Regions from separate parts of the Homo sapiens genome. Here region 2 is linked to region 1. A link is a loop called in an ENCODE intact Hi-C map of the cell type or tissue named here. Cell type or tissue: IMR-90. All regions are shown on one strand. Links, peaks and the distances in the headings refer to the core of each region. The heading gives the core; the rest is flanking DNA.

Region 1 (4,402 bases), core at 86-4,085:
GAAATTTTCAAAACAAACCTTTTCTCCAATGTGTTTGACATTCCCTACCTTGATATTTTTCAATAAATTATTTTGGTTTCTGAGAAACGTTGGGCAAAGCAGATAAGAACTTTGCTCTATTATAATTTTGAATGTTTATTCTAATGAGAAAAAGCAAGAAATATACATTAATATATATGGATATAGGAACTAAAGAAAAAAAACCCCAAGGCTTCTATATATTTGTATGTTAGGATATATATCCTATGTATAACATTTAAATTAAAGATACGATGGCCTAAGAGGTATGAGAAAAAAAAAACTCAGTCAAATTAAATTAAACAGAGTTGGATTGAGCAAAGGATGATTTGAGAATCAGGCCATCCCCAAACCAGAATAGGTTCAGAAAGGCTCCAGAGCTGCCACATGGGCAAAGAAGATTTATGGTCAAAAAAAGGAAAATGACATGCAGAAAACAGAAGTGAGTTGTGGAAACAGCTGGATTGCTTACAGCTTGGCATTTGCTTTATTTGAGCACGGTTTGAACAGTTGTTCTCCTTTGATTGGCTAAAACTCAGTGATTGGTACAAGAGTAGGCTACAGTCTGTTTACACAACCAGTTAGGATAGAGTTCACTATGTATAGAGAAACCTTTAGGCTGAACTTAAAATATGTAAGGAGGCAGCTTTAAGCTAAACTTAATTTAACAGGTAGCATACAAGGTCAAATGCCAAAGAAAGCATGAGAAAGAGAATTAGTTCAGTTTTCTAATGTTAATAGAACAACAGTCTCAGATTTATCACGAGAGTCAAACTTGGAGTGGATATGTTCCACAAGAATGAAAATGTTGTAGATAAAGACTGGGAATCAGGATCAAGATGGAGCTGAAACATGTGATATACTCATTTTATCCAAGATACCATCTCCAGAGAGCAATTAAGCAACACTTATACCTCCTCTTCTGACTTTCCAGCTGGTGCATATCCCTACTAATCAATGAGTTCAGAAAAGAAGAATTAAATAAAATCAAATTCTAAAATAACTGATTACTCAGAGTGAGAGTGAAATGCCTATGTGGAAAATATTTCAAACCAAACCCTCAGAAAACAAAACCTCTGAATTTCCAAGAAATGCTACGAATGTTGGCAGTGCAAACAGAGGCACACCCCACATCTCTGAACTAACATATATGAGGTGTTAATGACCCACAGATTAGCAGCCACACCCGCCTTCAGCATAAAGAGTGATTCAAAAGCCAGCAGGTTCCAAATACTTTAGCCAATCAGGAAGCTGAAGGATTATCACTGAATGACACAAATCTAAGAGAAGCAATCTGATACACTTTTGGAAGAAAGTGCCTCCAAAGAACTCCATAAGTATTCAGGTTTTATTTAATTTTCTTTCTGAAATTTAGCAAGTGCTTATAAAGAAACTACTTTTGATTCTATGCCTATATTGAAGCATATTTGGTAAAGTTGCAAGAAGTATTTTCATTAAAAGCTTTTGCTTCCCTCTCCTAAAATGTTAGGCCTAGAAATTTCCATGTCTGGTTTCATTCTTAACGGAAACTCCCTGGAAAAATGTGAAAAATTAATAGCTCCAGTAAATGTTTGGAGAATTTGGGGTGGGGGCATGAGGGTCTGCTTCTGCTGTCTTAAAGAAATATAAATGTGATTTCTATATTCATTGTTGCTGGAAAACAATATAATGAACCACTTCTAGGTTCCCACCAGGTTAGACCTTCAGGGAGAAAGGGATGTGACAGCAATGCAATCCAACAATATGAGAAGAGTATTGGTTTAGTTGGCATACATAAAAGCTTCATGTTAAGGAGCAGGAGGTAATGGTGTCTCAACATGACAGAATTGAGTCTAAGCAGGGATATCTGTCTTCCATTTTTGTCACCTCAGAACACAAAGCCAAATTGGAGTGACTTCATAGATGAGCAACAAAATGACTAGGGGACCAGAGGCTTGATTTATGGGGAGAGATTAAAACAGCACAAAGTAATGTATATTTTGGCTAAGTGATTGCTAAGAGGAGCATGATAACAGTCTACAAATATGTGAAAGATTTAAATGTCTCAGGAGAGGAAGAATCTTTTGGCAGACTGCAAATGGACAGCACAAAGGGCAAGGAAAGAATTTGGTTGAACATGAGAAGAGAGAGGGAAAAAGGCTCACCGTGAGAACTGATCACATCCGTAGAAAAGCAGTGAGTGTCCTCATTCTTGGACATTTGAAACATCTTAAATAAAACCCCAGGAGGCTTACTAAAGGAACAATTCTTTGCTAGTATGCTACTATGAAATCAGTGTTGCCTTGGGTCAAAGGAACAAAGGCAGCACAGATGTAACAGATGTGTGTGTGTGTGTGTGTGTGTGTGTGTGTGTGTGTGTATACTCACTCTCATGGTACATAGGGTTGGGGAAAGATGGGAGAGTAGGAATGATTGTACTTTGGTTAAAATAAAAACACAAAGAAAAAAGAGAGAGTAAGAAAACTATTTTCCAGCTGAATTGAAATGAGAAAACTAAAAAAAGCAAAACAAAAGCAACTTATGAGTAAATGAGAGGGAAAAAAATCTCATATTGGATTTTGGATATTGACCAAAATATGAAAGTCAACCTCTAAGATCATCTTGCCCTTATGTGACATCATTCGGAGGATGTAGGTAATTATATCTCAGCTCAGCTGCCCACACATCCTAACCCCAAGGCTGTGTGTGTGTGTGTGTGTGTGTGTGTGTGTGTGTGTGTGTGTGGCTGGTGGAGGTTATAGCATATGCCACTTTAGTAACATGTTGAAATTTTTTATTTAAATGCCTGTCATCCAACCATAATATAAAATATTCTTTGAAGCAGTTGAAGTCTATAACAGCCTGGAGTGGTGTTGCATCAACCTTTGTAATTGTAGAGTAAACAATATTGATTTGGAGAAATGAAGAAAAGAGGTGTTTTAGTTTTCATGCAACCCTCCCCTGACCTGGACACTTCAGCACACGCAGATGCCAAGACATGTGTTAGTTTCTGAAAAGGCAGAATTTACAGCCATTATCCCTGGGAAGAAATGGAGATAATCTTCTACAAAATTAATAAAAGATGGAGGTACAGAGGGTAAGAAGGGGAGAATTTTATCTTCCTCTGCCCTTCCTCCCTCCTCATTTTTGCTGCTAACCAACAGGAAGGCTTTTTACCTCTAGCAGAGAGGTCAAGTGCACAGGCTCCTGCACAGCCAGTGCTTTGTGGAGTGACCAAGTGCTCCAGCCGCCATCCTCCTGAGACTGAGCACATCTGCTCCAAGATGTTTTCAGCCTTCCCTGACCTGGGGCATGGGAACCTCAGAACATTTCCTAACCCAGGTCTCATTAGCTTGATACAATTAGATTACTGAAGAATGCAGTTGACGAAAGGCACATATTATTTATAATTTCCATTAGCAGTAAAAATTGCTCCAGACTGAAATTTCATAAGGCCATCTCATGTCATTTGTCACACAATTAATCTCACCAAAGGGGTGGGGGGATGGCATAAGAGAGTCATAGGAAATATTTGCATGCTGTAGAATAGATATTTTTTCTTTTAAGTTTTCTTGCTTTTAGACAGGAACTATTACTACCGTTGGTTTAGTAGAGACAGAGAGAAAGAGAGATTGTGTACGTGTGTGTGCATGAAAGAGAGAAGAGAGTCTGTGATGTGTTTTGGTTACTGCTGTGTGTTATTTTTGGCAAATCAGTATAATAAAAGTTTGGAAAATATTATTTTCAACTTGTGAGTATTTACTAGAATGAATTCAGGGATAAGTGAGTACTAGATTGAGATGTACAGAGTATGAGATCTAAATTGTCACTTAAAATACTTTAAAATCACACACTGATTGAAGTGGGAGGGAATTTATGGGTGCTGGAAGCCCTGGACTGGGTCTGAGGAGGTAGTTACCAGTGGCATGTCTATCAGGTACTTGGGTTCAGTTTCCATGAAAGACACAAAAAATTCTCTGTGTGATTGAGTTTCCCCACTTATAAATTAGGCAATTGTATCAAATGAATGCTAAGAATCTGGGTAGATATAAAAGTCATTTAATTAATTGGCTAAGGATTAGATGTGATAGGGTATAATTGTTTTCCCCAAAATTTCATATATACACACACACATACATATATACATATACATTCATATACATACACATACATATACATACATACATACATACATACACACACATAGGAGTGATAGTCTACTATTTTACAAAGTGGTATCTTAGATTCTTTTTAAGGAAAATAGAGATAAGTAAAGTGATTATTCTCAATATGTGCAACATATAAGAAAACTAAATAAAAAAATGAACTTTCTTTCAAATAGCTGCTTTGTTGCCTTCTTTATCTTTACTATAGATTTATAAGAGGGTTCCTATTAAAGGATTCT
Region 2 (4,402 bases), core at 235-4,234, 1.1 Mb after region 1:
AGGAGTGGGTGAGAGGAGCTAACAAATGAGACCCTAGGGTTTCCAACTCCACCTCAGTGAATGAGTTCCATTTTAATCTGTTGTATTTATTGGAATTTCTACCTAGTAAGAACTTTCCAAATTCAAAGAATCCCTATAGTCTTTTCTGATGTGTTCCATCTCAGGAATATATTGCTCTTAGAAATTTTATTGATTGTTAAAATAGCACTGAACTTGTATTTAGAGCTGACTTCTGATATCCAACCTTAGAGATTCCAGGTTTTGAACTTTGAACAAACTCCTAAACACTCTGGATTTTTGTTTCTTCAATCATAAAATTATGAGTTTGAACAAAATTATTCTAAATTTCTTTCCATCTCTTACTAAATTATAGCACTTTTCATATTTTACTTTGAATTACTTTGCTTCTACTCTTACAGCGGAAGGATAATTCTATATTATAAAAAGCTTGTTTTGCTTGATTAATAATAAGGATTTCTGAGAATTAAAAACAAAACATAGTAAAAGTACTGCATATATTTGTACTGAAAAAGAACTTGACACTATTTCTCCAGCATTAGCAAGATGTATGAGATTTGTGTTTTGGGCATTGATTACGGTTTTTATTCTGAATTATGTATCTTTGGGAAAGAAAATTAAATTAGTCATAATAGATTGGCTATTTTCATAAGTTCTATCAGTGTAGAAGTATCATAGCCAATTTTAAGAGAAAATATCTTCTATCTTAAACCTCAATAGTTTTTATCTTTGTATTTTCAGAGAATAATTTAATATTTCTGTGATGTTTCTTTGGTGTCTATAAAAGCAAGCTACAAATTAGAAAGTGAAAATAAACTTCTTTTGTTTAAATTCCAAAGACGTCATCTGTAATTTTATTGCTTTTAGCCATTTCACTCACTTGTATGGGACTTTGAATCAATGAATAATTCTTTTCCCTCACACCTGTTGTCTGAACTTTCTGCCATAGTTAAAAACTTATCATTTTGTTTTACACTGTCAAAACTCATCCAAGAAATAAAGTACACCTTTACCTTCACTCACCATAACACAGTATTTATTTCCTTTAGGCAGTAGTGGTTCAGAGTTTGAGGTTTGCATGAGGTAAAAAACTTCCAAACGTTCCTTTAATTATCTGTTGATATCTATTTTGGTTCTTTCATTTTCAGTTCCTACAATGAAGGTCCCAGAACAGAACTTACATGAATACTTAGAAGGCCAAGTTTCTAAACCTTTACCAGACTAGCAAGAGATGTTCCATTCAAATAAGTTCTCTGATGTATGGGTGACAGGCAAGAGCTAAACTGACAGTGTTTGCTGAATTCTGCAAGCCCATAGGGGGCAGGATTCCACCTGCTTGGGATCTTCTACTGGCGTAAACTCAGGGACCAGGCTTTATAAAATGAAACGGGCTGCGAGGGAACAGCCAAAGTGAAGGCAGATTGTGTGCTCAATGACCGTATGGTTTTCATTATCTTGTTCTCAAGGAAGAATTCATCCAAAGAACAACCAAATGAAAGCAATGTGTAAACCATGTCAACCCATCCTTGGATGGATGTGCCACATTTGCTCCATTATTGGTGGTGATTGTATAAAGGTGGGGAAAAGGGAGAGGAAGTGGGAAAAATGAAGGTAGTGCAAAAAGAAGGTGCAGAAGGAGCAAGAAAAAAGAAATGTCAGCCACTCAGCTGTCTCATTATGTAGCTTCCCACACTCACCAAAGATGTAATTCATCCTGCAGGTGCAAACATTGTTGGCTTTCTCATGGACTCTTGACGGATGGACCGGATGCATGTTTCCTTACCCCAGATGCTCTTTAGCAACACCAGCAATGAGATAGGGGATTGTGTGCACCTGAATCAGCACATTCACTGAGTCTTATTTGTCTTGTTTCTTAAATAACCAGTAGTGTTGTGCACAGAGCGACAACAACCAGGCAGAGGAAGCTTTTTTAAATATTAAAAAAATGGCCAATCTAAACACTTTTGTGAGTCACTTCTTAATAATTGCCTCTAAGATAAGTATGTCATTACTGCTCTGATACTCATCACCCACAGACTCACTAGTGGATGATTATCAGATCATGTGACAGCATTGGACCCTGTAATAAAATTCATGCTCATGTTTTCCACAAGATTTTCAAAAATTGAAGATGAATTTTCTACTATAAACTGAGAGAAAATTAGATTTTCAAGTTATCTGAACAGATAACATATTAGAAATGGGAAGGTTCCTGCTCTCTGAATCAGCTTCTCCTCCCCTCCCCTCCCGGCTCATTAGCTCCCACCAACTTTGAGGATTCCAAGATCCCAAACAAAACTGATTCTTTTCTGGTTGAAGTTCCATTGACTCTTGGCAAAATGTAACTTCCTGGTTCAAAGAAAAAAAGCTTGTAAAAAAAAAAGCTCACAAGGCTTCTTAGACATCAAATGGGTCTTATGAAACCACATTTTGATGAGCTAAGTGTAAATGAATCAGAAACACATGGATTAAATTTCCCTTGAAATACACATGGGTTTGAAAATTAAGGAAAAACTGTTTAGCCAAATGTGTTTTGGGTTTCCTTGAACTGAAAACATTTGAAAAAAAAAAAAAAAGAAGTCAAGGCATTTGCTAAACCCGAATACACTGTTGTGTTTGCTCAACCCTCCTTCAAACCAACTAAATTTCCACGAGGCTTCCTCCATTCCCCTGTGGTTTGTTTTGTCACCTCTGTCTTGACACTTTACAGACCAAACTCAAGTTCCATTAAAAAAAAATAGACCGTTGGTCATCTACTTAAATATGAGGGAGCTATTAAAACACCCAGCGAATCAGAGACATTAAGGGATAGAAATCACCCATTAGGTCATGATTTCTGTCCTGAGGGTTGGAACACATGCACTCACAGCTCTCTAGTGCTTTACCCAGTGTAGTTTTAAATGTCTCAAGTGACAGAACTTCCACCAGCTCCCTTGGGAGAATATTGTGCATTCTAATAGATTTTGCCATTAGGAACTGTGCCTAAGTCTATAACAGAGGCACAGTGGGATGTCTAGGGTAGGGGGGAGGAATGATGGATAATTAACTCTTTCACTACTGCCTCATAATCACCTGTAGCATGTTCAGCAACTTTAGCATCTTAGTACTAAAGAATGTGCTATGTGTGTGTGAGTTTCCATTAAAAGAAAATTTGGTTAACGGTGTAAAATTGTGCCAATTTCAATGCAAAATAAGGCTTCACAAAGAACAGAACCATCACAAAAATACTGCGGTAAGTCATAAATATATTATCTTACCTGATAGATTTTACTATTTCTTAAAATACAGGACTTTGAAAGTCTTACGATTTTCACTGATCAGGAAATGTCTAATTAGCACTAACCTGAATCTCAACGCTCATAGTACTTGTATATGTATTCTATTACATATCATCTCCCTAAACCACCTTCCTCCTGCTGCCAATATATTTTCTTTAAACCACTTTGCAGCAAATGGATTTATCTCCCATTTCTGCTCTCCTCAGGAAAGTAACACATTTGTGAAGAAATATTTGTTTGTCTTTCTAGATAGAAAACAAAACCTAGCTTTCCATATGACTAACATGTTTTTAGAGGTCCTATGGCAGAGTTTACATTTAATTTGCTCCAGTTCTCATTCTACTTACAAATGAATTATAAAGCACATAATGACTTACATGGCCTGTCATACTGCTACTATGTTGACCTTTTCAAGATTCTGCATTGTGAACAGCTGAGAGGCACACCTCTTCCTTGCCAGTTACTGCAACCTGTAAAACTTAACCAATGGAGTGGCAGCAAGAATCAGGTAAGGGGAAATGGGAAGCAACATGACCCTCTTGAGCTCTTTTTAATCTCTCTTGGCTATGGAGTGGCTTTTTATGTTTCACCCAACCTTGTCATTCCTTTTAAAACGGCCATTTTTTCCTCCCCTACCCTGTTCCTTACATTATCTTGCCCCTCTCTGTGCTCGTTTCTGTGGCAGTCATACAAAACGAGGTCCCTGTTGGGGTATGGAGTTCAGACATTGGTATCCAACTAGCTCTCTCTTTCTCTGGTTTTTGTTTTTGTTTTGTTTTGTTTTGTTTTTGTTTGTGTGTTTGTTTTTTATCAATTTTAAGATTTGGGAAGGGAAAGTAGGAATTGAGTTGAATAAGCATTTTTGATTGTTGCTATACTTATCTACTTGCTTAAAGATACTTTAAATAATATTTAAATCTGAGGAGTTGCCTTTCAATTACTATATCCTTTACCTAATGATACTTATTATTAGCAAGTAGAACTGGGTCATTTTCCTCCCTCAATTACACCAAAATGTGAAGTTGCTTTCCCCAGACTGTATATATCACTATTAGAGCTTTGGCTTACCATGGTTTTGTCCAGCAACAGATCTAGCATTGTGTGTT

Evidence for each region. A loop is a pair of places that touch in the nucleus more often than their neighbours do. Peaks named below come from ENCODE experiments on the same cell type or tissue, not always from the same donor. Only the 100,000 strongest peaks of a DNase experiment are listed, where the experiment ranks them.
Region 2: it touches region 1 in a loop (3-fold over the local background); 2 of 110 quality-filtered maps call a loop at or near these places.

Annotation. Positions count from the first base shown.
Region 1 is chr2:146,237,345-146,241,746 of GRCh38, reverse strand. All of the region lies in intron 2 of LOC105373667 (a long non-coding RNA gene), which reads left to right. Among named protein-coding and RNA genes, the nearest start is that of LINC01911, 600 kb to the left of the region's middle. In IMR-90, for the core only: no CTCF peak of the experiment used is centred there; DNase peaks (open chromatin) are centred at 2,116 and 2,626; H3K27ac peaks cover 869 bases.
Region 2 is chr2:145,183,445-145,187,846 of GRCh38, reverse strand. It overlaps LOC100505498 (a long non-coding RNA gene), which reads right to left. Exons shown (of 8, transcript XR_923410.3): 5 at 1,042-4,402. Among named protein-coding and RNA genes, the nearest start is that of LINC01966, 300 kb to the right of the region's middle. In IMR-90, for the core only: no CTCF peak of the experiment used is centred there; DNase peaks (open chromatin) are centred at 2,036 and 2,416; H3K27ac peaks cover 155 bases.